Linked DNA regions of Homo sapiens: all the other regions are linked to region 3. Evidence: read pairs that join two places in POLR2A ChIA-PET (ENCODE). Cell type or tissue: CD4-positive, alpha-beta T cell. All regions are shown on one strand. Each heading gives the region's core, and the rest is flanking DNA. Links, peaks and the distances in the headings are about the cores only. Region 1 holds the start of TERT (telomerase reverse transcriptase). Region 2 holds the start of TERLR1 (TERT regulating lncRNA 1). Region 3 has its middle 5.9 kb from the start of LINC01511.

Region 1 (10,625 bases), core at 1,844-9,843, 90 kb after region 3:
ATCTAAAATAAGAACAATGTATGTGGGGTTTCTAGCTTCTGAAGAAGTAAAAGTTATGGCCACGATGGCAGAAATGTGAGGAGGGAACAGTGGAAGTTACTGTTGTTAGACGCTCATACTCTCTGTAAGTGACTTAATTTTAACCAAAGACAGGCTGGGAGAAGTTAAAGAGGCATTCTATAAGCCCTAAAACAACTGCTAATAATGGTGAAAGGTAATCTCTATTAATTACCAATAATTACAGATATCTCTAAAATCGAGCTGCAGAATTGGCACGTCTGATCACACCGTCCTCTCATTCACGGTGCTTTTTTTCTTGTGTGCTTGGAGATTTTCGATTGTGTGTTCGTGTTTGGTTAAACTTAATCTGTATGAATCCTGAAACGAAAAATGGTGGTGATTTCCTCCAGAAGAATTAGAGTACCTGGCAGGAAGCAGGTGGCTCTGTGGACCTGAGCCACTTCAATCTTCAAGGGTCTCTGGCCAAGACCCAGGTGCAAGGCAGAGGCCTGATGACCCGAGGACAGGAAAGCTCGGATGGGAAGGGGCGATGAGAAGCCTGCCTCGTTGGTGAGCAGCGCATGAAGTGCCCTTATTTACGCTTTGCAAAGATTGCTCTGGATACCATCTGGAAAAGGCGGCCAGCGGGAATGCAAGGAGTCAGAAGCCTCCTGCTCAAACCCAGGCCAGCAGCTATGGCGCCCACCCGGGCGTGTGCCAGAGGGAGAGGAGTCAAGGCACCTCGAAGTATGGCTTAAATCTTTTTTTCACCTGAAGCAGTGACCAAGGTGTATTCTGAGGGAAGCTTGAGTTAGGTGCCTTCTTTAAAACAGAAAGTCATGGAAGCACCCTTCTCAAGGGAAAACCAGACGCCCGCTCTGCGGTCATTTACCTCTTTCCTCTCTCCCTCTCTTGCCCTCGCGGTTTCTGATCGGGACAGAGTGACCCCCGTGGAGCTTCTCCGAGCCCGTGCTGAGGACCCTCTTGCAAAGGGCTCCACAGACCCCCGCCCTGGAGAGAGGAGTCTGAGCCTGGCTTAATAACAAACTGGGATGTGGCTGGGGGCGGACAGCGACGGCGGGATTCAAAGACTTAATTCCATGAGTAAATTCAACCTTTCCACATCCGAATGGATTTGGATTTTATCTTAATATTTTCTTAAATTTCATCAAATAACATTCAGGAGTGCAGAAATCCAAAGGCGTAAAACAGGAACTGAGCTATGTTTGCCAAGGTCCAAGGACTTAATAACCATGTTCAGAGGGATTTTTCGCCCTAAGTACTTTTTATTGGTTTTCATAAGGTGGCTTAGGGTGCAAGGGAAAGTACACGAGGAGAGGACTGGGCGGCAGGGCTATGAGCACGGCAAGGCCACCGGGGAGAGAGTCCCCGGCCTGGGAGGCTGAGGCTGACAGCAGGACCACTGACCGTCCTCCCTGGGAGCTGCCACATTGGGCAACGCGAAGGCGGCCACGCTGCGTGTGACTCAGGACCCCATACCGGCTTCCTGGGCCCACCCACACTAACCCAGGAAGTCACGGAGCTCTGAACCCGTGGAAACGAACATGACCCTTGCCTGCCTGCTTCCCTGGGTGGGTCAAGGGTAATGAAGTGGTGTGCAGGAAATGGCCATGTAAATTACACGACTCTGCTGATGGGGACCGTTCCTTCCATCATTATTCATCTTCACCCCCAAGGATTGAATGATTCCAGCAACTTCTTCGGGTGTGACAAGCCATGACAACACTCAGTACAAACACCACTCTTTTACTAGGCCCACAGAGCACGGCCCACACCCCTGATATATTAAGAGTCCAGGAGAGATGAGGCTGCTTTCAGCCACCAGGCTGGGGTGACAACAGCGGCTGAACAGTCTGTTCCTCTAGACTAGTAGACCCTGGCAGGCACTCCCCCAGATTCTAGGGCCTGGTTGCTGCTTCCCGAGGGCGCCATCTGCCCTGGAGACTCAGCCTGGGGTGCCACACTGAGGCCAGCCCTGTCTCCACACCCTCCACCTCCAGGCCTCAGCTTCTCCAGCAGCTTCCTAAACCCTGGGTGGGCCGTGTTCCAGCGCTACTGTCTCACCTGTCCCACTGTGTCTTGTCTCAGCGACGTAGCTCGCACGGTTCCTCCTCACATGGGGTGTCTGTCTCCTTCCCCAACACTCACATGCGTTGAAGGGAGGAGATTCTGCGCCTCCCAGACTGGCTCCTCTGAGCCTGAACCTGGCTCGTGGCCCCCGATGCAGGTTCCTGGCGTCCGGCTGCACGCTGACCTCCATTTCCAGGCGCTCCCCGTCTCCTGTCATCTGCCGGGGCCTGCCGGTGTGTTCTTCTGTTTCTGTGCTCCTTTCCACGTCCAGCTGCGTGTGTCTCTGCCCGCTAGGGTCTGGGGGTTTTTATAGGCATAGGACGGGGGCGTGGTGGGCCAGGGCGCTCTTGGGAAATGCAACATTTGGGTGTGAAAGTAGGAGTGCCTGTCCTCACCTAGGTCCACGGGCACAGGCCTGGGGATGGAGCCCCCGCCAGGGACCCGCCCTTCTCTGCCCAGCACTTTTCTGCCCCCCTCCCTCTGGAACACAGAGTGGCAGTTTCCACAAGCACTAAGCATCCTCTTCCCAAAAGACCCAGCATTGGCACCCCTGGACATTTGCCCCACAGCCCTGGGAATTCACGTGACTACGCACATCATGTACACACTCCCGTCCACGACCGACCCCCGCTGTTTTATTTTAATAGCTACAAAGCAGGGAAATCCCTGCTAAAATGTCCTTTAACAAACTGGTTAAACAAACGGGTCCATCCGCACGGTGGACAGTTCCTCACAGTGAAGAGGAACATGCCGTTTATAAAGCCTGCAGGCATCTCAAGGGAATTACGCTGAGTCAAAACTGCCACCTCCATGGGATACGTACGCAACATGCTCAAAAAGAAAGAATTTCACCCCATGGCAGGGGAGTGGTTAGGGGGGTTAAGGACGGTGGGGGCGGCAGCTGGGGGCTACTGCACGCACCTTTTACTAAAGCCAGTTTCCTGGTTCTGATGGTATTGGCTCAGTTATGGGAGACTAACCATAGGGGAGTGGGGATGGGGGAACCCGGAGGCTGTGCCATCTTTGCCATGCCCGAGTGTCCTGGGCAGGATAATGCTCTAGAGATGCCCACGTCCTGATTCCCCCAAACCTGTGGACAGAACCCGCCCGGCCCCAGGGCCTTTGCAGGTGTGATCTCCGTGAGGACCCTGAGGTCTGGGATCCTTCGGGACTACCTGCAGGCCCGAAAAGTAATCCAGGGGTTCTGGGAAGAGGCGGGCAGGAGGGTCAGAGGGGGGCAGCCTCAGGACGATGGAGGCAGTCAGTCTGAGGCTGAAAAGGGAGGGAGGGCCTCGAGCCCAGGCCTGCAAGCGCCTCCAGAAGCTGGAAAAAGCGGGGAAGGGACCCTCCACGGAGCCTGCAGCAGGAAGGCACGGCTGGCCCTTAGCCCACCAGGGCCCATCGTGGACCTCCGGCCTCCGTGCCATAGGAGGGCACTCGCGCTGCCCTTCTAGCATGAAGTGTGTGGGGATTTGCAGAAGCAACAGGAAACCCATGCACTGTGAATCTAGGATTATTTCAAAACAAAGGTTTACAGAAACATCCAAGGACAGGGCTGAAGTGCCTCCGGGCAAGGGCAGGGCAGGCACGAGTGATTTTATTTAGCTATTTTATTTTATTTACTTACTTTCTGAGACAGAGTTATGCTCTTGTTGCCCAGGCTGGAGTGCAGCGGCATGATCTTGGCTCACTGCAACCTCCGTCTCCTGGGTTCAAGCAATTCTCGTGCCTCAGCCTCCCAAGTAGCTGGGATTTCAGGCATGCACCACCACACCCGGCTAATTTTGTATTTTTAGTAGAGATGGGCTTTCACCATGTTGGTCAGGCTGATCTCAAAATCCTGACCTCAGGTGATCCGCCCACCTCAGCCTCCCAAAGTGCTGGGATTACAGGCATGAGCCACTGCACCTGGCCTATTTAACCATTTTAAAACTTCCCTGGGCTCAAGTCACACCCACTGGTAAGGAGTTCATGGAGTTCAATTTCCCCTTTACTCAGGAGTTACCCTCCTTTGATATTTTCTGTAATTCTTCGTAGACTGGGGATACACCGTCTCTTGACATATTCACAGTTTCTGTGACCACCTGTTATCCCATGGGACCCACTGCAGGGGCAGCTGGGAGGCTGCAGGCTTCAGGTCCCAGTGGGGTTGCCATCTGCCAGTAGAAACCTGATGTAGAATCAGGGCGCGAGTGTGGACACTGTCCTGAATCTCAATGTCTCAGTGTGTGCTGAAACATGTAGAAATTAAAGTCCATCCCTCCTACTCTACTGGGATTGAGCCCCTTCCCTATCCCCCCCCAGGGGCAGAGGAGTTCCTCTCACTCCTGTGGAGGAAGGAATGATACTTTGTTATTTTTCACTGCTGGTACTGAATCCACTGTTTCATTTGTTGGTTTGTTTGTTTTGTTTTGAGAGGCAGTTTCACTCTTGTTGCTCAGGCTGGAGGGAGTGCAATGGCGCGATCTTGGCTTACTGCAGCCTCTGCCTCCCAGGTTCAAGTGATTCTCCTGCTTCCGCCTCCCATTTGGCTGGGATTACAGGCACCCGCCACCATGCCCAGCTAATTTTTTGTATTTTTAGTAGAGACGGGGGTGGGGGTGGGGTTCACCATGTTGGCCAGGCTGGTCTCGAACTTCTGACCTCAGATGATCCACCTGCCTCTGCCTCCTAAAGTGCTGGGATTACAGGTGTGAGCCACCATGCCCAGCTCAGAATTTACTCTGTTTAGAAACATCTGGGTCTGAGGTAGGAAGCTCACCCCACTCAAGTGTTGTGGTGTTTTAAGCCAATGATAGAATTTTTTTATTGTTGTTAGAACACTCTTGATGTTTTACACTGTGATGACTAAGACATCATCAGCTTTTCAAAGACACACTAACTGCACCCATAATACTGGGGTGTCTTCTGGGTATCAGCGATCTTCATTGAATGCCGGGAGGCGTTTCCTCGCCATGCACATGGTGTTAATTACTCCAGCATAATCTTCTGCTTCCATTTCTTCTCTTCCCTCTTTTAAAATTGTGTTTTCTATGTTGGCTTCTCTGCAGAGAACCAGTGTAAGCTACAACTTAACTTTTGTTGGAACAAATTTTCCAAACCGCCCCTTTGCCCTAGTGGCAGAGACAATTCACAAACACAGCCCTTTAAAAAGGCTTAGGGATCACTAAGGGGATTTCTAGAAGAGCGACCTGTAATCCTAAGTATTTACAAGACGAGGCTAACCTCCAGCGAGCGTGACAGCCCAGGGAGGGTGCGAGGCCTGTTCAAATGCTAGCTCCATAAATAAAGCAATTTCCTCCGGCAGTTTCTGAAAGTAGGAAAGGTTACATTTAAGGTTGCGTTTGTTAGCATTTCAGTGTTTGCCGACCTCAGCTACAGCATCCCTGCAAGGCCTCGGGAGACCCAGAAGTTTCTCGCCCCTTAGATCCAAACTTGAGCAACCCGGAGTCTGGATTCCTGGGAAGTCCTCAGCTGTCCTGCGGTTGTGCCGGGGCCCCAGGTCTGGAGGGGACCAGTGGCCGTGTGGCTTCTACTGCTGGGCTGGAAGTCGGGCCTCCTAGCTCTGCAGTCCGAGGCTTGGAGCCAGGTGCCTGGACCCCGAGGTTGCCCTCCACCCTGTGCGGGCGGGATGTGACCAGATGTTGGCCTCATCTGCCAGACAGAGTGCCGGGGCCCAGGGTCAAGGCCGTTGTGGCTGGTGTGAGGCGCCCGGTGCGCGGCCAGCAGGAGCGCCTGGCTCCATTTCCCACCCTTTCTCGACGGGACCGCCCCGGTGGGTGATTAACAGATTTGGGGTGGTTTGCTCATGGTGGGGACCCCTCGCCGCCTGAGAACCTGCAAAGAGAAATGACGGGCCTGTGTCAAGGAGCCCAAGTCGCGGGGAAGTGTTGCAGGGAGGCACTCCGGGAGGTCCCGCGTGCCCGTCCAGGGAGCAATGCGTCCTCGGGTTCGTCCCCAGCCGCGTCTACGCGCCTCCGTCCTCCCCTTCACGTCCGGCATTCGTGGTGCCCGGAGCCCGACGCCCCGCGTCCGGACCTGGAGGCAGCCCTGGGTCTCCGGATCAGGCCAGCGGCCAAAGGGTCGCCGCACGCACCTGTTCCCAGGGCCTCCACATCATGGCCCCTCCCTCGGGTTACCCCACAGCCTAGGCCGATTCGACCTCTCTCCGCTGGGGCCCTCGCTGGCGTCCCTGCACCCTGGGAGCGCGAGCGGCGCGCGGGCGGGGAAGCGCGGCCCAGACCCCCGGGTCCGCCCGGAGCAGCTGCGCTGTCGGGGCCAGGCCGGGCTCCCAGTGGATTCGCGGGCACAGACGCCCAGGACCGCGCTTCCCACGTGGCGGAGGGACTGGGGACCCGGGCACCCGTCCTGCCCCTTCACCTTCCAGCTCCGCCTCCTCCGCGCGGACCCCGCCCCGTCCCGACCCCTCCCGGGTCCCCGGCCCAGCCCCCTCCGGGCCCTCCCAGCCCCTCCCCTTCCTTTCCGCGGCCCCGCCCTCTCCTCGCGGCGCGAGTTTCAGGCAGCGCTGCGTCCTGCTGCGCACGTGGGAAGCCCTGGCCCCGGCCACCCCCGCGATGCCGCGCGCTCCCCGCTGCCGAGCCGTGCGCTCCCTGCTGCGCAGCCACTACCGCGAGGTGCTGCCGCTGGCCACGTTCGTGCGGCGCCTGGGGCCCCAGGGCTGGCGGCTGGTGCAGCGCGGGGACCCGGCGGCTTTCCGCGCGCTGGTGGCCCAGTGCCTGGTGTGCGTGCCCTGGGACGCACGGCCGCCCCCCGCCGCCCCCTCCTTCCGCCAGGTGGGCCTCCCCGGGGTCGGCGTCCGGCTGGGGTTGAGGGCGGCCGGGGGGAACCAGCGACATGCGGAGAGCAGCGCAGGCGACTCAGGGCGCTTCCCCCGCAGGTGTCCTGCCTGAAGGAGCTGGTGGCCCGAGTGCTGCAGAGGCTGTGCGAGCGCGGCGCGAAGAACGTGCTGGCCTTCGGCTTCGCGCTGCTGGACGGGGCCCGCGGGGGCCCCCCCGAGGCCTTCACCACCAGCGTGCGCAGCTACCTGCCCAACACGGTGACCGACGCACTGCGGGGGAGCGGGGCGTGGGGGCTGCTGCTGCGCCGCGTGGGCGACGACGTGCTGGTTCACCTGCTGGCACGCTGCGCGCTCTTTGTGCTGGTGGCTCCCAGCTGCGCCTACCAGGTGTGCGGGCCGCCGCTGTACCAGCTCGGCGCTGCCACTCAGGCCCGGCCCCCGCCACACGCTAGTGGACCCCGAAGGCGTCTGGGATGCGAACGGGCCTGGAACCATAGCGTCAGGGAGGCCGGGGTCCCCCTGGGCCTGCCAGCCCCGGGTGCGAGGAGGCGCGGGGGCAGTGCCAGCCGAAGTCTGCCGTTGCCCAAGAGGCCCAGGCGTGGCGCTGCCCCTGAGCCGGAGCGGACGCCCGTTGGGCAGGGGTCCTGGGCCCACCCGGGCAGGACGCGTGGACCGAGTGACCGTGGTTTCTGTGTGGTGTCACCTGCCAGACCCGCCGAAGAAGCCACCTCTTTGGAGGGTGCGCTCTCTGGCACGCGCCACTCCCACCCATCCGTGGGCCGCCAGCACCACGCGGGCCCCCCATCCACATCGCGGCCACCACGTCCCTGGGACACGCCTTGTCCCCCGGTGTACGCCGAGACCAAGCACTTCCTCTACTCCTCAGGCGACAAGGAGCAGCTGCGGCCCTCCTTCCTACTCAGCTCTCTGAGGCCCAGCCTGACTGGCGCTCGGAGGCTCGTGGAGACCATCTTTCTGGGTTCCAGGCCCTGGATGCCAGGGACTCCCCGCAGGTTGCCCCGCCTGCCCCAGCGCTACTGGCAAATGCGGCCCCTGTTTCTGGAGCTGCTTGGGAACCACGCGCAGTGCCCCTACGGGGTGCTCCTCAAGACGCACTGCCCGCTGCGAGCTGCGGTCACCCCAGCAGCCGGTGTCTGTGCCCGGGAGAAGCCCCAGGGCTCTGTGGCGGCCCCCGAGGAGGAGGACACAGACCCCCGTCGCCTGGTGCAGCTGCTCCGCCAGCACAGCAGCCCCTGGCAGGTGTACGGCTTCGTGCGGGCCTGCCTGCGCCGGCTGGTGCCCCCAGGCCTCTGGGGCTCCAGGCACAACGAACGCCGCTTCCTCAGGAACACCAAGAAGTTCATCTCCCTGGGGAAGCATGCCAAGCTCTCGCTGCAGGAGCTGACGTGGAAGATGAGCGTGCGGGACTGCGCTTGGCTGCGCAGGAGCCCAGGTGAGGAGGTGGTGGCCGTCGAGGGCCCAGGCCCCAGAGCTGAATGCAGTAGGGGCTCAGAAAAGGGGGCAGGCAGAGCCCTGGTCCTCCTGTCTCCATCGTCACGTGGGCACACGTGGCTTTTCGCTCAGGACGTCGAGTGGACACGGTGATCTCTGCCTCTGCTCTCCCTCCTGTCCAGTTTGCATAAACTTACGAGGTTCACCTTCACGTTTTGATGGACACGCGGTTTCCAGGCGCCGAGGCCAGAGCAGTGAACAGAGGAGGCTGGGCGCGGCAGTGGAGCCGGGTTGCCGGCAATGGGGAGAAGTGTCTGGAAGCACAGACGCTCTGGCGAGGGTGCCTGCAGGTTACCTATAATCCTCTTCGCAATTTCAAGGGTGGGAATGAGAGGTGGGGACGAGAACCCCCTCTTCCTGGGGGTGGGAGGTAAGGGTTTTGCAGGTGCACGTGGTCAGCCAATATGCAGGTTTGTGTTTAAGATTTAATTGTGTGTTGACGGCCAGGTGCGGTGGCTCACGCCGGTAATCCCAGCACTTTGGGAAGCTGAGGCAGGTGGATCACCTGAGGTCAGGAGTTTGAGACCAGCCTGACCAACATGGTGAAACCCTATCTGTACTAAAAATACAAAAATTAGCTGGGCATGGTGGTGTGTGCCTGTAATCCCAGCTACTTGGGAGGCTGAGGCAGGAGAATCACTTGAACCCAGGAGGCGGAGGCTGCAGTGAGCTGAGATTGTGCCATTGTACTCCAGCCTGGGCGACAAGAGTGAAACTCTGTCTTTAAAAAAAAAAAGTGTTCGTTGATTGTGCCAGGACAGGGTAGAGGGAGGGAGATAAGACTGTTCTCCAGCACAGATCCTGGTCCCATCTTTAGGTATGAAGAGGGCCACATGGGAGCAGAGGACAGCAGATGGCTCCACCTGCTGAGGAAGGGACAGTGTTTGTGGGTGTTCAGGGGATGGTGCTGCTGGGCCCTGCCGTGTCCCCACCCTGTTTTTCTGGATTTGATGTTGAGGAACCTCCGCTCCAGCCCCCTTTTGGCTCCCAGTGCTCCCAGGCCCTACCGTGGCAGCTAGAAGAAGTCCCGATTTCACCCCCTCCCCACAAACTCCCAAGACATGTAAGACTTCCGGCCATGCAGACAAGGAGGGTGACCTTCTTGGGGCTCTTTTTTTTCTTTTTTTCTTTTTATGGTGGCAAAAGTCATATAACATGAGATTGGCACTCCTAACACCGTTTTCTGTGTACAGTGCAGAATTGCTAACTCGGCGGTGTTTACAGCAGGTTGCTTGAAATGCTGCGTCTTGCGTGACTGGAAGTCCCTACCCATCGAACGGCAGCTGCCTCACACCTGCTGCGGCTCAGGTGGACCACGCCGAGTCAGATAAGCGTCATGCAACCCAGTTTTGCTTTTTGTGCTCCAGCTTCCTTCGTTGAGGAGAGTTTGAGTTCTCTGATCAGGACTCTGCCTGTCATTGCTGTTCTCTGACTTCAGATGAGGTCACAATCTGCCCCTGGCTTATGCAGGGAGTGAGGCGTGGTCCCCGGGTGTCCCTGTCACGTGCAGGGTGAGTGAGGCGTTGCCCCCAGGTGTCCCTGTCACGTGTAGGGTGAGTGAGGCGCGGCCCCCGGGTGTCCCTGTCCCGTGCAGCGTGATTGAGGTGTGGCCCCCGGGTGTCCCTGTCCCGTGCAGGGTGAGTGAGGCACTGTCCCCGGGTGTCCCTGTCACGTGCAGGGTGAGTGAGGCGCGGTCCCCGGGTGTCCCTGTCACGTGTAGGGTGAGTGAGGCACTGTCCCCGGGTGTCCCTCTCAGGTGTAGGGTGAGTGAGGCGCCGTCCCCGGGTGTCCCTGTCACGTGTAGGGTGAGTGAGGCGTGGTCCCCGGGTGTCCCTGTCCCGTGCAGGGTGAGTGAGGCGCTGTCCCCGGGTGTCCCTGTCACGTGCAGGGTGAGTGAGGCGCGGTCCCCGGGTGTCCCTGTCACGTGTAGGGTGAGTGAGGCACCGTCCCTGGGTGTCCCTCCCAGGTGTAGGGTGAGTGAGGCGCTGTCCCCGGGTGTCCCTCTCAGGTGTAGGGTGAGTGAGGCGCGGCCCCAGGTGTCCCTGTCACGTGTAGGGTGAGTGAGGCACCGTCCCTGGGTGTCCCTCCCAGGTATAGGGTGAGTGAGGCACTGTCCCCGGGTGTCCCTGTCACGTGCAGGGTGAGTGAGGCGCGGTCCCCAGGTGTCCCTGTCACGTGTAGGGTGAGTGAGGCACTGTCCCCGGGTGTCCCTGTCCCGTGCAGG
Region 2 (10,625 bases), core at 1,856-9,855, 210 kb after region 3:
TCCAGTGGTCGGGGCCTTGGAGAGGCCAGCAGGGCCCGTGGGGGTCGCGTTTCTTCCCTGTGGCATCAGCTCTTTTCCCAGCAGGCCTCTTTGCAGCTGGATGCAGCAGCCAAGCCCTGGAGTCTTTGGAAAACTGTGGCCTGGCGGGGGCCCAGGCAATGCCACCTTACAGGGGACACCCACACAGGCGGTCCCGAGGAGGGGTGTGCTGCCGCCCTGAGCTCAGCCAGGCATCACCGTGGTGTCACCGTCAGCTCGGGTGGCACCTCCCGGGCTGCCCTCTCGGCTGCCACTTCTCATGAAACTGACAGGGACTGAACACGAATGATGTGGCTTATAGCTGGGTGCCCCCACCCTGACCACAGGTGCCACGCGACGGGAGCCACATTCTCTTCCTGATTCTAACTCCACGGGTACAGAGACAGAAGCTGCCATCTTTAGAAATAAAACTTTTTTCTAACTACAAAATAATACAGTTTAATATAGGAAATGTGGAAAATGGGGTATTCGGGGTGGATATTGAGAAGAGAGAAGCAACACCAATTCTATGTGCGAGACGCTGGCACTTCCCAGCGTAGCCTTGTGTTCCTGACCCTGGGGTGGCCTGAGCGTGGCCTGTGGGGCCCGTGTCCAGGTGCGGAGGGGGCCCTGAGTCGTGCGGGGCAAGTGGTCAGGGCCCCAGGCCCAGGCTGCCTGGAGCGAGATGACTGGGCCTGGCCCCTGGGGACTTGCTCTGACAAAACCCCCCGGTCCCCACTCCTGAGCCCCTGCAGGAGCAGCCCTGGGAACATGGGGAGCAGCTCCTTCTGCCTATGTGCTCCGGACTCAGGAACTCTGGAGAGAAGAAACACAACCCCACAGGCCCCGCCTGCCTCTCCTGCAGTCTTGAGGCCCCAGGGAAAGCCCCCACTGCAGGCAGGGGGTGGGTGCCCGAGCGAGGGTGTGGGGTGAGCAGGGTCCTGGGCATGTCAGGGCTGCGTGGGACTCCAGCGGGCCGGGTGCCTCTCGCCCTGCAGGACGTGGCTGGCCTGGTCTGCCCCCAGCTGAGCCTCACCTGAGGGAGAGCTGGGGTGGGCCGCCTCGTTTACGACCGTGTAGTCGTCTTTTGCACACAAAGCCATGTGAGTCCGTACGTGAGTCCTGTGGAAAGACAAGACATGGAATAGGAGTGACGTCCGTCCCCAGGCATGAAGTGGAGAGCATCACGCTGTGTGAGTTAAACACTGGCCAAGCACGGTGTGAGTCGGAGCCGGGGACCTGGCCAGATGAGGGCTGCGTGCAGCTTTCACACCCCAGGCACGTGAGCACCGCCAAGCCCAGCCTCAGCCAGCAGCTGCTCTGCAATGTGGAGTCACCAGTGGCCCCAAGGATGGCAGGTGGGGGTGGCCTTGGGACTGAATTAGGCCGACACCCAAGGCCTCTGTTCCTTCCCGTCCCTTCTCTCCCTTCGGAGGATCAAATGAGAGTTTCTAGGAAAGAAAACATGGCCAGGCCCTCCTCCAGCGCCCAGGCAGGGCTCGAGCGGACGCCCGTGTGACCCCCACATCCCTTCTACCCCTGTAGCTCTCTGACTCTGATATCCCAGTGGGAGGAACGAGGAGGGGACGGGTGAGGAGGAGGAAGAGGAGGAGACATGAGGGTTAGGAGGAGCACATCCTGAGTTTGTGAGGCTTCACTGACCTCTGGCCTCACAAACACACACAGGCCTGAGCTCCGGATATTTCTCCTGTTCTGGAGACAGTGAGAAGTGAAAGAGAAATGGCTGCCCCTGCACCACTTACCGCGAAGGAGGCTCAAGGCTGGGGGGCCCCTCTGCCTTCCAGTGACCGCCCGTGTCACATCCTGACCCGCTCAGCAGGTGAGCTGCAGGCTGCCAATGCACTGGTGCTACTTGCCCCTCGGTGTCTGGGTGGCTTTTGTGTGGCTGCGGCAGCTTGTGGGCCCACATCCCAGGCACGGGTGGTCCTGAAGGTGCTGGGGAAGGGACATGCCCTGGGAGGCAGGATGTCCACACTAAGTGAGTTGCTCGCCTCCACTGGAGGAGAGACGGCCAGAGGCATGGATGCACGCTGACTCGTGGACGGCCGCTGTTTGACGAGACCATCAAGGAGGGAGGAGCACCCGTGGAAAGGCGTGGCAGGGTGGTCGGGGCAGAGGTGTACATCAGCCTATCCAATGCTCACGGCTGGAGGACGCCGCGCCCTGTGAATGCTCACTGAGGACCATCCCGGGCACTGGGGCTCTCCATGTGAGAATGGACAATATGCTGCCTTCCCAGCTGCCCCATCCTTCCTGCGAGAGCTTGGGGATGGGTGGCCACAGTGGCACTGGGGAGAACACGAGGGCTCCCCAGCAAGCGTTTTCTCTCATGGAGGTGGCTCTGGTCACAGCGTCACTGCAGGGCGCAGCCACGGTGGCGGCCAATGGAAACTGGGCTCTTCTTTTTCTTTTTTTTTTTGAGACAGAGTCTCGCTCTGTCACCCAGGCTGGAGTACAATGGCAGGATCTCGGCTCACTGCAACATCCACCTCCCGGGTTCAAGTGATTCTCCTGCCTCAGCCTCCTGAGTAGCTGGGATTACAGGTGCCAGCCACCACGCCCGGCTAATTTTTGTATTTTTAGTAGAGACAGGGTTTCACCATGTTGGTCAGGCTGTCTCGAACTCCTGACCTCGTGATCTGCCCGCCTTGGCCTTCTCAAAGTGCTGGGATTACAGACATGAGCCACCGCGCCCGGCCAAAACTGGGCTTTTCTACGGTGGGGAGAGCAGAGCTATTCTCTCTGGGGTGGGTGCTTGTCTGGGACTTGTCACCATCCCTTACTCCAGGGCTGTCTTCAGCACTGTCGCCCACAGTCTTTCCGAACGCCTTATTCAGATGTTATAATTTCCCACACGATGTTCCTGACCAAGAAACGCATTTTACAGCAAAGGGGTGAGGAACGGATCTGTGGCCATAGGATCCCAGAGCCGTGTCCCCGCCACTCAGGAGCAGGCGACCTGAGCAGAAGGGCTTGGCGCTGGTGGGCAGTGGGAGCCCTGCCATGGGCGGCCCGAGGGGTGGTGGGATCCCCGCCGTGGGCAACCCCGGGGGCGGTGGGAGCCACGCTGTGGGTGGGCTGGAGGCCCTACTGGGTGTGCTACCGGAAGGGAGGTCCTGACTGTGAGTCCATGTTCCTGGCATGTTGAACAAAGAATTGAGCAAAACTCACAAAACGACAAATAACAGAGTAATGAAAGCGCAGATCCTTTGCAGTGAACATGCACTCCACAAGGGGGGACGGGACTCCAGCAAGTGCTCCGGAGCCCCCATTAGGGTTTGTATTGGGCTAAAAGAATTTGGTAACACCCCCAGGTGCCCTTTCCAGGTCTCTGATTGGCTGCATCCTATGAAGACTGGCCTGCGGCCAATCAGAGGCTGAGGTGGAGACTCCTGTCTTGTTTTCCCAGGAAGGAGGCTGCGGCCTGTGTGCCGCCCAATCCAGCCAGGAACCGGTGGCACCTGCTGCCCTCCGGCTTCTGCCTTAGCCCTCGGTGACCCCATTCCCTGTTCTCCTGCCTCAGGTGCAGGGCGATGGTTCTCAGTCAACGCTGGGGCCAGAGCCGGGGCTGGGGCCGCTCGTTCTGCACAGGTCCCGGGAGTGGCGGTGAGCAATGCTCTCGCTCTCAGCGACCCACGTGCAAAGCGCTCCCTGCGCCCCCGACCCCGCAGCTTTGGGCTCTGCTGACTTCAAGGCTTCATTCTTCCTCCAGGAGAACACAGCAGGTCCCTCCGACCGCAGTCGGCCTCTCCAGCCTGCCATGCCTCTGGCCATGAGGCGACCCGCTGGAGTGATGGATTCCCGTCACTACCACCCACAGGGCGAGGGGGTGCATTGGTCTGCTTGGGCCGCTGTAACAAAATGCCACAGCCTGGATGAGTGACTGACATTGCTTCCCCACCGTTCTGGAGGCTGGAGGCCCGAGATCGAGGTCCCTGACACTATTTCAGTGATGCCAGAGCCCAGGAGGAGTCGACCAAGCCCCAGCGTGGCCATAAGCACCTTCGCAGGACCACGGAGTCGCTGCAGGTGTTCAGCCCTGTTGAGAGTGGGAGTCGGTGTCGATGGTCACAGCTCAGTAACTCATCGTCACCAGCGAGTACCACAGAGCAGACACAACTGCACTTCTCTGTAGAGCCTCCAGTCGATACTGAGAGCCACTGGGGCGTCTGACACCCAAGGGTGCAGACATTCACTCCAAGTCCAGAGACCGCGCCCTTTCTAAGGCCCTGTCTCACAGTCGCCCCGTGCTCATTGTGCCGGATGTTTCCACAGCCACAGAGACGGTGCGTGAAGGTGGGTGATTCAGGGTGGGCACTCCAGGTACAGAACCCAGAGGTGCTTCCCGCCCCCCTACCAGGCCTTACCCCCGCCCCCTCCCTCAGCAGCAGCAGGGTTGGGCCAGGGCCTTCCTTGACATCCACCATGTATTCCAGTGATAGTTTAAGTAGATCCCACACTAAATGGCCCACTAAAGACACGATTTTGCCTCGGGAAATCTTTCTGAGTTTAGTCCACATGCTGATTTCATGTTCAGGGGGTGAATGTTAAAATCTCTACTTAACAAGGTGAGGTGCAGCCTAGTGCATATGACTGACAGAAACGTGAAGCCACAGTGGACGCCTGGATGAGACACAGATCACCTTCCAAATCTGAGTGTGGCCTTGGGACCAACCAGGCAGCCAGGGAGAAGGCAGAGACCAGAGGGAACCCAGGTGCCCTCAATCCCAGCCTCCTCTATCCCAGCCTCCCAATCCCAGCCTCCCCAATCCCAGCCTCCTAATCCCAGCCTCCTCCATCCCAGGACCCCCACTCCCAGCCTCCCGATCCCAGCTTCTCTGATCCCAGCCTCCCCTAAAACCCAGACTCTATGAATCCCAGCCTCTGAGGTGGGAACTGTTAGTAACCCCACTCCATGGACAAGAAAGCTGGGGCCTGGCGAGGCTAACAGACTATCCTGATGGTGTGAGGGAGGGATCGGCCTCTGAGGGCTGCTTCCACCCATCTCACCAGTGGCTGCAGGCTCCAGGCGCCACTTTCCTTGAGTCTATGTTCTTTCCAAGCATCCTGCAGCTCCAGAAGCTCTGGAGCCGCCAGCACTGAGAGAAGCGATGGAGCTGCATGCAGGGTGAGTGTAGGACCGGGCGGAGCTGCTCTGTGGCTGGCGGGCACATTCTTTGTCAACATGAGCATCTCTCACTGTTCCTAGACCCCCTGGCTCCCCAGCTTCCTTGGAGCCAGGCGTGGCCACAGGAAAATGTTTAGGTCAATGACAGGTGAGCAAAAGTGTGAATACAACCTCCAGGAGTTTTCTTAAAGGAAGGGACAGGCCCTTCCCCTCCTCATGTCTCCTTCTGGCTGCCTGGAAGGCACATGTGAGGGCTGGAGCCTGAGCAGCCACCTTGGGCCATCAGGAGGAAGCCTGTGCTGCAATGGTAACTCAGTGACTTGGCGAGACTCACAGAGCCTGCATTCCCGACACCTGGTGCCCTATACCAGCCCCGGGCATATTCTTAGTGTGGGAGAAAAATCAGCTTTGGTCTAGCTTAAGACTCTGGGTGGGGCACGGAATGGGATAGAATGGGGAGTCCGGTTCCCCCAGCTGAGCCAGGTGACCATTCCTCAGGAAACTTTGTTGACAGCGGTGTCTGGATGGACCAGCAGAGGGCACTCTCACCCACGGGGAAAATCGTGCGCCCGGCCTCGTCCACCGCCAGAAGACGCCGCTACACAGTGAGTCATTCCACAAATCCCTGCTCTCACGGGATCTCTGGAGATAAAGGCAGTTGAGAATCGACAAATAGGACTGTTTCTCCGTTTATGAAATTTGAGCTGCCCTTAGACTTCACGGCAGAGAATATAGAGACAGTAAACCCTGGGGTTGAAGATGGGACCACGAACCTGGGGCCACCTTCTAGGGACGGGTGCTTCGTGTGGGGCATCCCGGGGAGGGGGTGCCCTGGAGCCTGAGTCAGTGCCAGGCACCTTGAGTCTAACGCTCTCAGTGCAGTTGCCTCCTTTGAAAAATAAAAGGCTTGGACAAAATAAGCTCCAAAGTCTCGTTCCGGTTTGAAATTTTTAACAAGCAGAACGAGTTCCAGTGTCACCGAGGACCTTTTGGAAATGACTTTCAGCCTCTGCCTCAGTCTCGGCATCAGTCTGCTGGGGAGGGACTGGGGGTGCTTCAGGGAGAGGGCAGCCCCCCAGCAGAGGGAGGGGAAGCAGCCCAGGGACACCCCTTGGAGGGGCCTGAGGTGGGAGATGGCACCAGCAGTGCCCCAGTGCCCACGGTACCCCAGGGGCGGCTCAGCCCCACCTGCGTCCACGTGTGTCCCTGGGCACGGGTGGGACGAGGCCCCTCGGGCTGGGTGGGGCGCTCCCCTCCTGACAGTCTGAATTGCATCCTCAAGTACTCAGACCCAGCGATTTCTCCCCGCTGGGGACATGGGGCAGCAACACAGGCATCGCGCTGGGTTTTATACAAGACACTGACTGCATTCTGGTCGCCACCCGCCTCACGGTGGAAGATGATGTGGATATGCTTTCCCAGAGGTGCCTGCGGCCAGGGCCTGTGGAGCCTCCCTACCCTCTGTCCACACCAAGTCCACTGAGCAGCGATCAGCTGGCCTGGTCCTTGGTCAGGCCAGATGCAGGCCCCTTCACCATGGTGGGCACTCTCTGCCCACCAGGCACAGGAGCTCCCAGGGTCTCTGCAGTGCGGACCCTGACGACCATCCACCCCACACGGCCGTTTCTTTCTTTCTTTTATTTTTTTGAGATGGAGTCTCGCTCTGTCGACCAGGCTGGAGTGCAATGGTGCGATCTCGGCTCACTGCAATCTCTGCCTCCCGGTGAGAGGTGAAGCCAGCTGGACTTCCTGGGTCTAGTGGGGACTTGGAGAACTTTTCTGTCTAGCTAAAGATTTGTAAATGCACCAATCAGTGCTGTGTCTAGCTAAAGTTTGTAAACGTACCAATCAGCACTCTGTAAAAATGGGCCAATCAGCACTCTGTAAAATGGACCAATCAGCACTCTGTAAAATGGACCAGTCAGCAGGATGTGGGCGGGGTCAAATAAAGGAATAAAAAGCTGGTAGCCGAGCCGGCAGTGGCAAACCGTTTGGGTCCTTCTCGGTACCCTGGTGGCTTTGTTGTTTTGCTCTTTGCAATAGATCTTGTTGCCGCTTGCTCTTTGGGGCCTCACTGCCTTTATGAGCTATAACACTCCCCGCAGAGGTCTGCAGCTTCATTCTTGAAGCCAGCGAGACCACGAACCCACTGGGAGGAACCAACAACTCCAAACGCGCCACCTGTAAGAGCTGTAACACTCCCTGTGAAGGTCTGTGGCTTCACTCCTGAAGTCAGCGAGACCAGGAACCCACCGGAAGGAACTCCGGACACAAAGAACTGCAACACTCACCCGAGGGTCTGTGGCTTCATTCTTGAAGTCAGTGAGATTAAGAACCCACCGGAAGGAACCAGTTCCGGACGTGCCGAGTTCAAGCAATTGTCCTGCCTCAGTCTCCGGAGTAACTGGGATTACAGGTGCACGCTGCCATGCCCAGCTAATTTGTATTTTAGTAGAGTCGAGGTTTCACCGCGTTGCCCAGGCTGGTCTCGAATTCCTGAGCTTGGGCAACCCACTCACCTCGGCCTCCCAAAGTGCTAGGATTACAGGCGTGAGCCACCAGGCCGGGCCCGTATGGTGGTTTCTACTCCGGACTGACTCTCCCGGGTCTTGGTCACTCTGCAGAATCCTGGACCGGAAGGGGGCCTCGGCCAGGGGAGGGCTTGCGAGGAGCCCCGGACCTACTGGCCATTATAGGGTGACGGGAAGTTCCTTGCATCCCGGGATCCCATGGCACTTGGTCAGGGAAGCCTCCCCAGAGAGGCCCAACTCCCCAGATCCAGGTGGGGAATCAGGGTACCAGCCAGGCAGTGTTCCCACCCCAGCCATGCTGCTGGCTTCCGTCCCTGTGGTGGGGTCACCCAGGTGGCTCATGCCTCCACGCACAGCCTTGTGGACACCCCCACACCGCCCATAGTCAAGTCAGAGCTCACGAGCCCACAGGGCAGATACCCGCCACGAGGGGACGGTGGGCCAGGAGGGTCCTCTGTGGGCAGCGCCGTGTTCCTGATCTCCCCAGGCTGCTGGGGGATGGGGTGGGGCAGAGGAGGCCACCTTCCCATTTCCCACTTTGCTGGGTCTCCCTCTTTGCTGGACAGTGCTGGGGCAGGTTACACACCCATGACAGTGTGAGGACTGAGGGTGCGCGTCCTGGAGCCTTCAGGGCTTGGGTGGAGGGGGCAGCTTGTCCCCCTGAGGCCTGGGCCAGAGATCCCATTCTGAATGCGGAGAGCCAAGATTCTACCTGGATCCTGGCCTTGTGGGTCACTGTGACGGCCCAGAGCTGACTTTATGTGACAGTTTGTCCTGAGATTTAAAACTGAATATTTAGACTCGTGGGATCTGGGCATCCACTTCAACCAAGGATGGGGACAGGCAGCAGGGTGGAGGGTGGACGATGCAGGAAGATGCTGTAGGACCAAGAACAAGGGGGCTGTGAGGCAAAGGAGCAGCACGAGGAGCCGTGTGTGCCCACTGCCACTTGCAGCCTCATTTCTCAACCCGACTGTGATGACTGCCGCTTGCTGGAAAGATGCTCTGAAGACACAATGAACTGACAATGCGTCACCCCGACTCCTGCCTGAGCCACTCCATTCCTTAAAGACGGTACGTGACTCACGTCCTTGCTGTGTCCTGCACGAGATAAGGTCTGGCAGGGTTGGTAATTATGCCTCTGGGATCTGTAACCAGACATTCTCTGTAACCATTCTGTATAATCTGGACGTTCTCTGTAATCCAGATGTTCTGTGTAAACTGAAGTTCTCTGTAATTGGACTTTCTCTATAACCAGTTGTCCTCTGTAACCTTCTCTATAATCCAGATGTTCTTTGCAACCAGATATTCTCTCTAACCAGACATTCTGTATAATCCAGACATTCTCTGTAACCAGATGTTTTCTATAATCCAGATTTTTTTTTTTTTTTGAGACAGTTGCACTCTTTTTGCCCAGGCTGGAGTGCAATGGTGAGATCTTGGCTCCCTGCAACCTCCACCTCCCAGGTTCAAGCGATTCTCCTGCTTCAACCTCCCTAGTAGCTGAGATTACAGGCATGCACCACCATGCTTAGCTAATTTTGTATTTTTAGTAGAGACGGGGTTTCTTCATGTTGGTCAGACTGCTCTCAAACTCCTGACCTCAGGTGATCCGCCCACCTCGGCCTCCCAAAGTGCTGGGATGACAGACGTGAGCCACCGCACCCGGCCCTGGATGTTCTTTTTAATCCAGATATTCTCTGTAATCCAGACGTTCTCTACAACCAGACATTCTCTGTAATCGGACATTCAGTACAATCCAGGCTTTCTCCGTAACCAGACGTTCTCTATAATCCAGACGTTCTCTGTAACCCACACGCAGCTCCGTGTGACTCTGCTCTTCCGTGACTTCTGCGTCTATAATCCAGACGTTCTCTGTAACCCACGTGCAGCTCCGTGTGACCCTGCTCTTCCGTGACTTCTGCGTCTATAATCCAGACGTTCTCTGTAACCCACTGCAGCTCCGTGTGACTCTGCTCTTCCGTGACTTCTGCGTCTATAATCCAGACGTTCTCTGTAACCCACTGCAGCTCCGTGTGACTCTGCTCTTCCGTGACTTCTGCATCTATAATCCAGACGTTCTCTGTAACCCACTGCAGCTCCGTGTGACTCTGCTCTTCCGTGACTTCTGCGTCTATAATCCAGACGTTCTCTGTAACCCACTGCAGCTCCGTGTGACTCTGCTCTTCCGTGACTTCTGCGTCTATAATCCAGACGTTCTCTGTAACCCACTGCAGCTCCGTGTGACTCTGCTCTTCCGTGACTTCTGCGTCTATAATCCAGACGTTCTCTGTAACCCACTGCAGCTCCGTGTGACTCTGCTCTTCCGTGACTTCTGTGCACATTTCGAGCTGCATCACCAGAGCTGTGCCAGGAGCTGGGACTGTTCCGCAGCAGCCTGACCATGTGCCTCTGAAAGACCCCTCCCGGGCTGCAGTGCTCAGAAAAACTTCCAAATAAGATGAACTTCCCTTATTTAAAAGCTTGACTCCTTTTTTAGTGGACAGGGCTATGAGCTGAGGGACACGAGACGTCCAGGACAGGAGGGCCGGCCTTGTCTCAGGCCCTGCTCCCTCACCAAAGGCTCTGTGCTCTGTTCTCCTTCTGAGCCAGCTGTCCTGAAACGGAGGCCCTTTTGTGACCCGACTTGGTCTGTTGGCGGGGGACAGACACCAAGGCCATGTCTCACACCGGTCATGGCCAGCCCCCGGCCCTCCTTCCCTCCTCCCCTCCTTCCCTGCTGTAGCCTTTAGGGTTCAGACCCTGGCTGTCCTGTCCTCATTGGGGCTGATGCCCTGCCATGCCCCCCAGGAGCCCCCGTGCTCGGCAGGCTTGGGCTGGGAGGCGCAGTCTCCAGTCTCCAGCAGACACCACCTTACCCAGGTACATGGCACTTTCCTCATTAGGGTGACATTTTCCTCATCAGT
Region 3 (10,625 bases), core at 1,112-9,111:
CCCAGGATCAGGGCATTGGGGGAAGAACCAGCTGAGGACATTCCCCAGCCCCAAAACAAAGGCACGGCAGTCCTCGAGCAGGGAGGAGTGAGGAGCCACATGTGGGATCCCGCCTCTCTGGCGTGTGAGCTGTGGATGGCATCTGGTACCAGCCCCATGCCCGCTGGCCGCTGGCGAGCTTGCAGGCTCTGCAGGCAACCGGAACAGCATACTGCAGGTGCACACGGGGTCCTCGTGCCGAGTGATTTACTCAGGGAGTGCCTGAGGGAGCAGGTGAGGGAGGGGCACTTACACCCTGAATGTAGAAGGAACTCCACAAGTCCATAGGGAAGAGGCAGACACCCCATCAGAAAAGTGGACAGAGACCTTGAATGACTGCCAGCAAGGGAAAGTGCCCAAGTGGCCAACAAACCTATGAAAAGAGGCCCAACCTCACCAGTTGTCATGGAAATGCAGTCAGCCACCACGTAATGTGGCAGCACACCCATCACAGCAGCTGGGCTTTGGAAAGTCTGAGCCCCTGTGTGGCTGCGTGTGGACAGGAAGGACACTCGCAGCTTTCAGGTGGGTGAGTGAACTCCATGGCAGGAAAACGACAAGGGCTGAACCTGCCTGCAGCCTTACTGCTGCTCCTACCCTCCCCATTGTCACATAGGATGCCCCTTACCCTTGGGGGTGGCCACCACCCCCGCTGCAGTTGCCGCCCTAACAGCTCACACCTGGAGCCCCCAGGGCCTGCCTTGGGCAGCTGGGCCCTCGTCCAGGGGCCCCTGGGATTGAAGCCTGTGCCAGGGTGGCCCAGGGCCAGACCCTGACCACCTTGAGGTCAAAGCCCCCATCCTGACCTGCAGTCTGATATATGTCCAGAGTCCCCGTTAGGACCACTGGACCCCACCTGAAACCATGTCTGCTCCGGCCTCTCCCTTCCCTTGGCCTGTTTCCCGCTCTCTCCTGGTTTTCTCCTGTGAGTCCCAGTGATTCAGGAGCACAACAATCTCCACTCAAGAGTCTGCAGGATTCCAGCCTAAGGGAGACAATCACAAGCCCCACAGTTCTCTCTGTGTGCCTGACAGAGACACATGGAGAGGCGTGTGCAGTGGCCATAAAAGCCGAGACTGGGAGCAGCAGAAAGGCCAGCACTGAGTGGACGCTCACGGCAGGAAGGGCCCGTGAGCTGCGGCACTGGCTGGTGGGGCGGTGGGAAAGGTCGAACTGTATCCCCTGAGAAGGCTGAAGTCCTGACTCCTTATGTGAAAATAAGGTTGTTGCAGATGCGATTAGATAAGACGAGGTCATACCTGAGTAGGGTGGGCCCTAAATCCAATATGACAGGGACTCTATAAGAGGAGAGGAGAGACACTGAGACCCTGAATCCAACACCACTGGTGTCCTGGGAAGGGGAAAAGAGACACAGTGAAACAGAGACCAGGACAGGACCTCTGTGTGACTACGGAGGCAGACATCAAGAGATGCACCTGCAAACCAAGACTCACAGAGGGCTGCCAGCCATCACCAGGGGCTGGAGACACACACATGGAACAGATGCTGCCCCAGAGCCTCCAGCAGGAACCAACCCTGGCAACACTGTGACTTCAAACTTCTGGCCTCCAGAGCGGTGAGACCATAAACTTCTGTTGTTTCAAGTGCCCCGTTTGTGGTGGGCGTCCCCAGGGCATTAGAGAAAGCAGGTCCATCCTGCCTGGGCCTTTGGGTACCTGAGACATTCCCGGCCCTTGGGATGCCTTCCCAGGCTTCACTCTCCTTCCCATCCTGTACTTCCTCTTGTTCCCTCATCTGGAACTACCTTCTTTCTGTTCTCACCATGAACTTTCCAACCTTAACCCACTAGCTCCTATGCCATGTCAGCTTCCCATAGACATCACCACTGAAAGTCTGTTCCCACTCCAGCTTCTGGGTTCTGGCCCTTGGCCAGTGTTCCTTGAAACCCCCATTCTCCCCAGGTCTTCCCTAGCAGGTGTTCTGTTGAAGGCAGATGGCCCATTGTCTCTTGTCCCAGCAGGAACTGAGTTAGTCTCACTCGCTTCTGCCAGTGTTTTGAACAGGCCTGGTACATGGAAGGCAGTGGCATTTAATATGTTTACAGATGGATGAATGAATGGGTGGGTGAAGGGGCGGGTGGATGGATAAATGGGTGGATAGATAAGGGATGAATGGATAGATGGAAGGCTGGATGGATGGACAGAAGAAGGGAGGGATGGATGAAAGGAGAGAGAGAAAAGGGTGAGAGAGAGAGAAAGGGATAAATAGATTGATGAATGCACAGGTGGGTTAATGGATGAGTGGTGGATGGTTGGATGAATAAATGGATGAGTGGATAGTTGGATAGATGGATGAGTAAATGAATGGATGTATTGATGGACAAAAGAAAGAAGAAAGGGAGATAGGGAGGGAGGGTGAGAGGGAAAGGGGGTGTGTAGATGGCTGGGTGGATGGATGGTTGATTACGGTTGGGTGGATGGATATATGGATAGTTAGATGGATGGGCAGGCAGATGATGGCTGGATGAATAGATGCATGGATGGGTGGATAGATGAATGGGTAGGTGAGTGGATGGGTTGATGATGGATGGATGGATAGACGGGTGGGTGGGTATGTGATGGATGGATGAATGAATAGGTGGTGTGTGGGTGGATGGGTTGATGTGGGGAGTGAGTAGGTTATGGATGGATGGATGGATGGACAAGTGGATTTGTGGATGGATGAATGGATGGATGGATGGATGGGTAGATGGGTGAATGGATGTGTGGGTAGGTTATGGACGGTTGGAGGGATGGATAGATAGATGGATGAACGGATGAATGGATGGATAGATGGATGCATGGATGGATGGATGCTTGGGTGGATGGACAGATGGATGTGTGGATGGATGGATGCATGGAAGCATGGGTGGATGGATAGATGGATGGAGGAATGGATGAGTGGATGGGTAGGTGGAGGGATAGATAGATGTGCAGATGGATGGGTGGAAGGTCCTGGATGACATGTACAAGTCTGCCATTCTGGTCCAATCTCAAATTCCCCTACAGGGCTGACTGTGTGGATGCTGTATTTAGTACTTGCTCTCCAAGGAGGGTTGGGCTGTTTAATACAAATGAAATGTTAATTTCAAAATGTCTGAAGAAGTCTTTTCTTCTGACACTGTTTGTGCAGAACCCAAGCTCCCTGGGAGGGATGAGCCCGCAGAGCCCGCTTTGGTGCTGGACTCCCTGGGAGGGATAAGCCCTCAGAGCCCGCTTTGGTGCTGGATGGGAGGCTCACCCCTCCGCACCCTGCCCTTTACCATGGGATTTGTGCTGTTCGTCAAGTGACCTTTAGACACATGGCCTGGGTTTTTGAAGCCTGAAAAAACTATACAATTTTTCCTTTGAGAGAAGCATTTTAATAAAGGTTCGGCAACAGCGAAATACGTGGCTGAAAGGGTAAACGGATTCCTCTATGTTTGGCTTTTTTTGGTTTTCACTCCACAATCCTCCTTTAATCTCTGTAGATTCATTTGACTGGCCCAAAGGTCACAGCCTCTACCTGTTTCCTGAAGTCTGACAACAGAAAAAAAGCCACCTTTTTTGAAACACAATTCATCAGCAAATCCTACATTCCCTGGCGCCTCGCCTGCTCTCCTTCTCCTGAGGATGCACCAGATCACAAACACAGCTGGCCCTGGCGCCACAGCCAGGACCCATGATTCAGCAGGACAGAGCCAAGGATACTCATGCCCTACTGACAGATGGGTGTCCCACAAACCAACTGCCACTGTGCCGGTGCCTGACTTGGGGAGCTGGGGGAAAGCAGAAATGGAACCGACGGTCACACCCTGGCCTCCTCCTCCCCTCACCCCAGCCTGTCACTTAAGTGAACCAGGGCCATGGGGAGCTAGGTGTGGCCTGACCTGCAGCCCCCAGCTGCTCTCTGCAGCCAAGAGTGAGAACCGCGGCACCAGCCATGACCCACAGCTGTCAGCATCCCCACAGAGGATGGGAACCTCCGAGAACCACCCTCCTGGCAGAGAGGGCCAAGGGCGGTTCTGTGAGACCTGTGTCTCAGGTGTGTGTGTGAGAGAGAGGCAGGCAGACAGACAGACAGAAGGGCAAGGGCGGTTCTGTGAGACCTGTGTCTCAGATGTGTGTGGGAGAGAGGCAGGCAGACATTCAGACAGGGAGAGGAGGAGAGAGACAGAAAGAGACTCAGCAAAGCAGAGAGAACTTAGATCAGGGTCAAAGACTTCTGACGGCCCTCCCCTAGTCAGGGTGGTCGGCCATCCCGGTCTGCCCCGGACTGAGGGGTTTCCTGGATTCAGGATTTCTGGGGACCAGTGGTCGCCCCTGTCCTTAGTACTGGCCAGCCCTGCTCTGCTGAGTTGGGGAGAGCAGCCCCAGGCAAGGAGGTCTGAGGAAGGGGTATGGAGCGCGAGATGGGGGTGGCAGAGGGGAGATCACAGGAGAGCAGGTGGGGCAGGCTCAGACCAGCTCCCCATGTGTCGGGGTGCAGGAGGGGCAGCAGTGGCCGTGCACAGCGGGAGGGCGGTGTTTGGGGTGGACTGAAGGTGCCGAGCTCCAGCCCCGCTGTGTGGGACGCACTCAGCCTTTAAGGTGCTGCACCTGCACTTGCGCAGCAAGGAGCGAGCGTCACAGAAGCCAGTGCAGCCGGCCAGGGAGGACAGGGCAGAAAGCCACGAGGACAGGACCTGCGGGCAGCTGGCGGAGCCAGGCCAGACCAGACGCTGCCGGCTTTGAAGAGCGGCTCGGCCGCGGCCACGCGCGCCCGGCGTCAACGGGGCGTCTGACGTTTTCCTTTGTTTTCTTTTGTTCGAGAAGCCGGAAGTTTAGACTTTTACATTTGGGTAAAACGCTCCAGTGTTTGGGTGTCGGTGGCTGCGTCGCTGCGTCAGTCAGTCACTCGGTGGCAACAGCAGCAGCAGAGGCGCCCACCTGGCTGAGCAGAGAGACACGGTACTCACGGCGGGTGTGGGGGGCACAAGGCGCTCACAGAGGCCCCAGAGAACCGGCTCAGAGGCCAGCAGGGCAGAAGGGGGAGTCAGCCGGGTGAGCAGCTCTGCGCCCCGCCGGCCCCCACACCGACCACAGCAGAGGAGACCGGCGGCCTCACTCCCCGCGCCGGCCCCAGAGCCCCGCCCGTGCAGGTGCAGTAGGGCCCGGGGCACAGGCGCGGGGGAGCCGGCAGGGATGGCTGCGCCCAGCCAACGGCAGCAGGACCACGAACACCCCACTGCACCCCGTTCCATGAGGGCAGCTTCCTGTGAGCCAGACACGGCCCTGTCCAAGGGATCCTACCGCCCCGGCCCAGGCCACGCCCCAAGGAACGCCCTGTGGGTGGTGCTGAGCGGCACAGTCCCCAGGCCCCGCGGCCGGCCCTGCATTCGCTCTCTCGTGCCTTCCCTGGGGGAAACGCCCAGCCTGGCAGCACAGAACCTTTAGTTACACAGGCCTGAGTTTGAGGTCCGGGGAATGGGAAAGTGAAACGTGATCGCTGAACCTGCGTCTCCCATGTTCACACTATGTCCAGCAGTGAAAGTCCATCGAGCCTCCGACCCAAGCAACAGGCATTCTTCTACCCTTCCCCTGGCTGGCCTCCCTTCCCACCTCACAACGCTCACATGAATAAAGCGTGTCCCTCATGCCACTAGAAGAGCTCAGCCTGGGCCACAGCCCCCTCTTGGTGGCCCTGGAGAGGCCTCCTCTCCAAGAACACCAGCCCACCATGGTCCTCTGAGGACGCAGGGCCAGACACCAAGCGGGCAGGTGGCACGGAAAGAAAATATCGCAAGCTCTGTTCGCCTAAAAATATCGCTCTTCTAAGGTGAATGCAGAAGAATTTTCATGTATATGACTGACCTTCACAAATCCAGCCAGCATTAGCCCATCAAGCACTGAACACATTTATCTAGAATTTAAACAATTTTACTTATTCTGCAAGCTGAGATCCTCTTTACTTAAAACTGTTTGTCATATAGATGAAGGGACCCGTCAGACAGAACATTTTATTTGGTTAAAAATTGGATGGCATACATATTTACACAGTATTAGTGGGACAGAAATGACCGTTTTGAAGTATGCCCTCAGCCATGGCTGCTGGCCATGGGCTCCAGCCGGCCACGCCCTGCAGGTCCCCATCGTTAAGCTCATCCTGGTTCAGAATCAAAGGTTAATATTTAAGTGGCTTTTCAATTTGTGTATTCAAAGATAGTATTATGACCTGTAAGCTACAGAAACATTCTCATATCCTTTAAGCCTTGTTCACACAGAGAAACTGTATCTAAAATTCTAAAAAGTTCTATTAATCACAATGGTAATTTTTAAAGCTTAGAAAGAAGAGGAAAAGACATCACCTGTAGGTCTGTTACCCAGAAACGGCCAACACCCCACCGGTGCCCTGAGTTCATCCCGTGCCCATGCCGAGGCCTGGTTTGCTCCGGGTCCTGTCGCCAGGACACTGGACACTGCAGCTGGGCAGCTGCAGACCCTCCCTGTACTTTCTCCACCCAGGGTCGGGCATCGGGGTTGTGGAGGGACAGGCAGATGGGAGAGGGCAGGGGTGAGACTCAGGGCTGGGCCCTGGGTTAGAATCTCTGGCTCCCTCACTTTTTGGCAAGGGTCCAGGCACCTGTGCCTCAGTTTACTCATCTGTGCAGAGAGCAGTCATCGCGCCCAGCACAGAAGGCTGTTGAAAGGATTGGACAAGTTAAATGATGGAAATGGCTCAGATGTTTATGCACCAGTGCCACAGATGTCCCAGATCCATGTAACTATCAGTCTAATGCTACCGTTACCACTCTTAAAAGTATTTCAGATAATGAAATAAAACAGACTTTCCAGATTCTGACATGATGTAAAAAGGCATCCGTAGGGATCACTGACCTGAGGTTTCTGGAGATGAGCCTGGCCCTGCCATGACACAGGTGGGGTCATGATGCAGAGGACAGCCACCTGCAGCTGCCACCACCTGACAGGATACAGGACAGTCACCCCCACCTGTCACCACCACGGAGGACAGAGGGGACAGCCACCCCCACCTGTCACCACTTGAGAGGACACAGGACAGCCACCCCCACCTGTCACCACCTGACAGGACACAGAGGGCTTCTGGGAACCACTTGTGTTGTCTGTGTGTCCAAAGGGCGTGAAAGGACAGCCCAGTGACTGTTGCCTGCACAGAAATGATGCCCTTGAGACCGGAGGCCCAGGACACCTGCCCCTGATGGGCTCAGCGCTGATGGGCTCAGCGCTGATGGGCTCAGCGCTGGGCTTGAGAGCAGGAGTGTGTCCTGCTTCTGCATGTGTGTTCTGAGCAGAGTCCCTTTCCTGCGTGGCTGCCAGGACACTCAAAGCCACTGCTGAGCTCAGGTTCAGTGATGGAGTGGAGCTGTCGTTTCCTCCTGTGTGGTAGCCATACTCCCAAGGCCCCCCACCTCCTGTTGGTGACACCCTTGTTTGGTGTCCCGGCGATAACCATATTCTAACCCACAGAACACAGCAAAGTGGAGTGGAGGAATGTGATTGTGTTACACAGGATTGCAATGCCCATTTCTTTGGAACCTGGCCCTCCCCTGTGGCTTTGAGGAAGCACATGGCTGGGCCGGGGAGCCCCAGGTGACACGAACAGCAGGTGGCCTCTGGAAGCTCACGCAGCCTCTGACCAGCAAGGAAGTGAAGTCCCGAGTCCACAGCAGCAGGGCCCGGGATCCTGCCAATATCCCAAGGAGCAGAACCCAGGTGGACCCTGGCCCACGGGAGCCTTGAGTGAGACGGTAGCGGTCTGACGTCCGCGCTGCACTGGTGAGGCCTGAGCAGGGGACCCCGGAAACCCGGAGGGAGATGTGGACTCTGTTCAGCCGTTTGGCTCATGGCTGGCATTGCCATACGCGGGAGGCACTCGCTTCTCTGCCATTTTTATTTTGTATTTTCTTGTTAGCAGCCCTGGGAGGGGCCTGGCACAAAATATGCCTCAAACACTGTGGAGAGAATGAAGGAGGGTGAGCAGGGGGTTGGGGGGGGGTGCTCAGGAACCCCTGGGGAAATGAGGTGTGGTATGTAAAAGCAAACATTTATTATTTGTAATAAAAACATTCACTGTTTTCTGTGTGTGTTTATTTGTTTGTTTTGAGACAGAGTCTCACCCCATCGCCCAGGCTACAGTGCAATGTCGCCATCTTGGCTCACTACAACCTCCTGGGATCAAGCGATTCTCCTGCCTCAGCCTCCCGAGTAGCTGGGATTACAGGCGCCCGCCACCACACCCAGCTAATTTTTGTATTTTTATTTGTTTTTCTTTTTTGTTTTTGAGATGGAGTCTCACTCTGTTGCCCAAGCTGGAGTGCAGTGGCGCCATCTTGGCTCACCGCAACCTCCACCTCCCAGGTTCAAGCAATTCTTCTGCCTCAGCCTCCCGAGTAGCTTTGTATTTTTAATAGAGAGAGGGTTTCACCATGTTGGCCCGGCTGGTCTCAAACTCCTGACCTCAAGTGATCTGCCCGCCTCAGCCTCCCAAAGTGCTGGGATTACAGGTGAGCCACTGCGCCCAGCCAAGACTCACTATGACATGGAACTTCTTCCATTTGTTTTCGCGTTTTGGGCTCTGAAATACTTACTGGTAGTGCGTGATCACCGCAGTGCCTTCCCTAAACGGGGAGCCGTGCCCACGACACAGGTCCCCCAACACACCAATGTGCCCCCACCCCTCCAGCCTCAACAGGCTTTCCCAGGCCTCTGCATGACCGGGGTGCTGGAGGTACATCCTGGGAGGTCCTTACCCAGGGACTGAGGTGTGAACGCATGAAAACGCAGCCTCCCTGCCTTGCACGGGCAGCTCAGAGCCATAACTCGTCCCCCAGAGCACCTCTCGGCCCGTCGCCACCCACGGGGCACTTCCTGAGAGCAGAGCCTGCTCTGCCACCTCCCTCTGAGGCCTCCCTGCTACTGTCGGAGACCACCACCCTCCCAGGCCTCCCTGCTACTGTCGGAGACCACCACCCTCCCAGGCCTCCCTGCTACTGTCGGAGACCACCACCCTCCCAGGCCTCCCTGCTACTCTCGGAGACCACCATCCTCCCAGGCCTCCCGGCTACTCTTGGAGACCACCTCCCTCCGAGGCCTCCCTTCTACTCTCAGAGACCGCTTCCCTCATTAGCTCTGCGGAAGCAAGCCCTCTTCCCGGGACCACGGTGGCTGCAGTACGGGTAAGTGGGTGCCGCACTGGCTTTTTCTGGAACCACACGATCAAGAGGGTTTGGCTACCGAAATGCCTAGAAAGCTTCAGGACCAGGCGCTCTCCTGAAAAGCTATTTGGTCAAGTGAGTGGTTTAGGTGGGCATGCGTGTATATGTGGGCGTGTGTGGGTGTGTGTCCATGAAAGTGGCCATGTCTGTGTGCGTGTGTGCATGTAAGAGTGCCTGAGTGGGTGAGTGTTGACCATGTGCATACGTGGGTGTGTGCAGGTATGTACGGTGTGTGCACATGTGGGTGTGGGCATGCATGTGTATGGGTGTGTGCACAGGTGTGTGGGTGTGCGTGTGGGGGTGTGCATGCAGGTATGATGTGTGTGCACAGGTGAGTGTGCAAGCGTGTGCAGGTATGCATGGGTGTGAGGTGTGCACGTGTGTGTGGGTATGTGCCTGTGTGTGGATGTGCATGGGTGTGTGCCGGCATGCATGGGTGTGGGGTGTGCACAGACAGGTGTGTGCATGGGTGTGCATGTGTATGGGCACGTGCACGTGTGTGGGTGTCCATGTAGGGGTGAGCATGTGTGTATGGATGTACGTGTGCACAGGTGGGTGTGCAAGTGTGTGTGGGTGTGCACAGTGCAGGGGTGTGTGGGTGTAGGTGTGCACATGCCTGATGGTGGACAGGAACCTCAGGTTCCTTCCTACTGCTCTTTCTGGCCCCACTAGTGGATCCGGAGTAGAAACCAGCCAGAGAGAAGCGCACAGGGGAAGCACAGCCATCACTTAGCAAAATCACTTAGTGAAATCTGGGGGAAAATGAGAGTGGGCTGAAGGCAAAATCAGTGTGCTCTTTCAGCTGGAGAACATAGCAATCAGGGGAATAGGGGCATGGAACAGCCCAGAAACTGGATACACAGAGCTGCGCAGCCGTCATATGCCCCAGGAGGAGGAGGGCGGCGGGTGTGTTCACGCACCACGTGCAGCCCTGGCTGCTCTGCTGCTGGAGTCCATTCGGGCTGCTGTGACAACACGCCTAAGCCTGAGCCACTTGTCAACAACAGACATTTATTGCTCACAGTCCTGGAGGCTGCAAGTCCAAGACCAGGGTGCTGGCGGATGTGGCGTCCCATGAGGCAGCCCTCTGCTTCCAAGACGGCGCCTCTTGACAAGGCTCAGGGTGGACAGAGCGAGGGAGCTCCCTGGAGCCTCTTCTACCCGGGCCACTCATGCCATTCGTGAGAGCACAGCCCTCGTGATCTACTCACCTCCCAAAGGTCCCACCTGTTAACACCATCACATTGGGTATTAGGTTCCAACCTATCAATTTTGGGGGCCACTAACACTCAGGCTACAGAAACTACTAATGCATCTTGGGATATTGTGAAACTGAAAGGTGACAACGTGCCAGCAGCCCTCGCTGGCTCTCGGC

The links. Peaks named below come from ENCODE experiments on the same cell type or tissue, not always from the same donor. Only the 100,000 strongest peaks of a DNase experiment are listed, where the experiment ranks them.
Region 1: POLR2A ChIA-PET joins it to region 3 with 5 read pairs; 5 of 35 experiments call an interaction of 5 or more read pairs at or near these places.
Region 2: POLR2A ChIA-PET joins it to region 3 with 5 read pairs; 3 of 35 experiments call an interaction of 5 or more read pairs at or near these places.

Annotation. Positions count from the first base shown.
Region 1 is chr5:1,291,030-1,301,654 of GRCh38, reverse strand. It overlaps TERT (telomerase reverse transcriptase), which reads left to right and starts at 6,587. Exons shown (of 16, transcript NM_198253.3): 1 at 6,587-6,884; 2 at 6,989-8,342. The coding sequence starts at 6,666. RefSeq lists enhancers at 3,907-3,928, 5,910-6,626, 6,597-6,639, 9,659-10,409, 10,410-10,625, silencers at 6,241-6,330, 6,431-6,500, cis regulatory regions at 6,533-6,541, 6,553-6,561, 6,631-6,663, 6,666-7,022 and promoters at 6,336-7,027, 2,667-7,027. In CD4-positive, alpha-beta T cell, for the core only: no CTCF peak of the experiment used is centred there; a DNase peak (open chromatin) is centred at 6,574; H3K4me3 peaks cover 578 bases.
Region 2 is chr5:1,169,671-1,180,295 of GRCh38, reverse strand. LOC124900189 reads left to right here. Exons shown (of 8, transcript XM_047417960.1): 2 at 85-922; 3 at 1,017-1,858; 4 at 2,042-2,248; 5 at 3,752-4,335; 6 at 4,608-5,167; 7 at 5,666-5,772; 8 at 6,818-7,200. The coding sequence starts at 490. The coding sequence ends at 1,537. It overlaps TERLR1 (TERT regulating lncRNA 1), which reads left to right and starts at 1,691. Exons shown (of 5, transcript NR_109911.1): 1 at 1,691-1,858; 2 at 3,752-4,335; 3 at 4,608-5,167; 4 at 5,666-5,772; 5 at 6,818-7,200. RefSeq lists a cis regulatory region at 10,377 and an enhancer at 10,293-10,462. In CD4-positive, alpha-beta T cell, for the core only: CTCF peaks have their summits at 5,450 and 5,655 (motif pointing right); DNase peaks (open chromatin) are centred at 5,725 and 7,115.
Region 3 is chr5:1,380,645-1,391,269 of GRCh38, reverse strand. No RefSeq gene overlaps it. Among named protein-coding and RNA genes, the nearest start is that of LINC01511, 5.9 kb to the right of the region's middle. RefSeq lists enhancers at 4,577-5,145, 5,202-5,496. In CD4-positive, alpha-beta T cell, for the core only: no CTCF peak of the experiment used is centred there; DNase peaks (open chromatin) are centred at 4,089, 4,859 and 5,329; H3K4me3 peaks cover 1,760 bases; H3K27ac peaks cover 2,061 bases.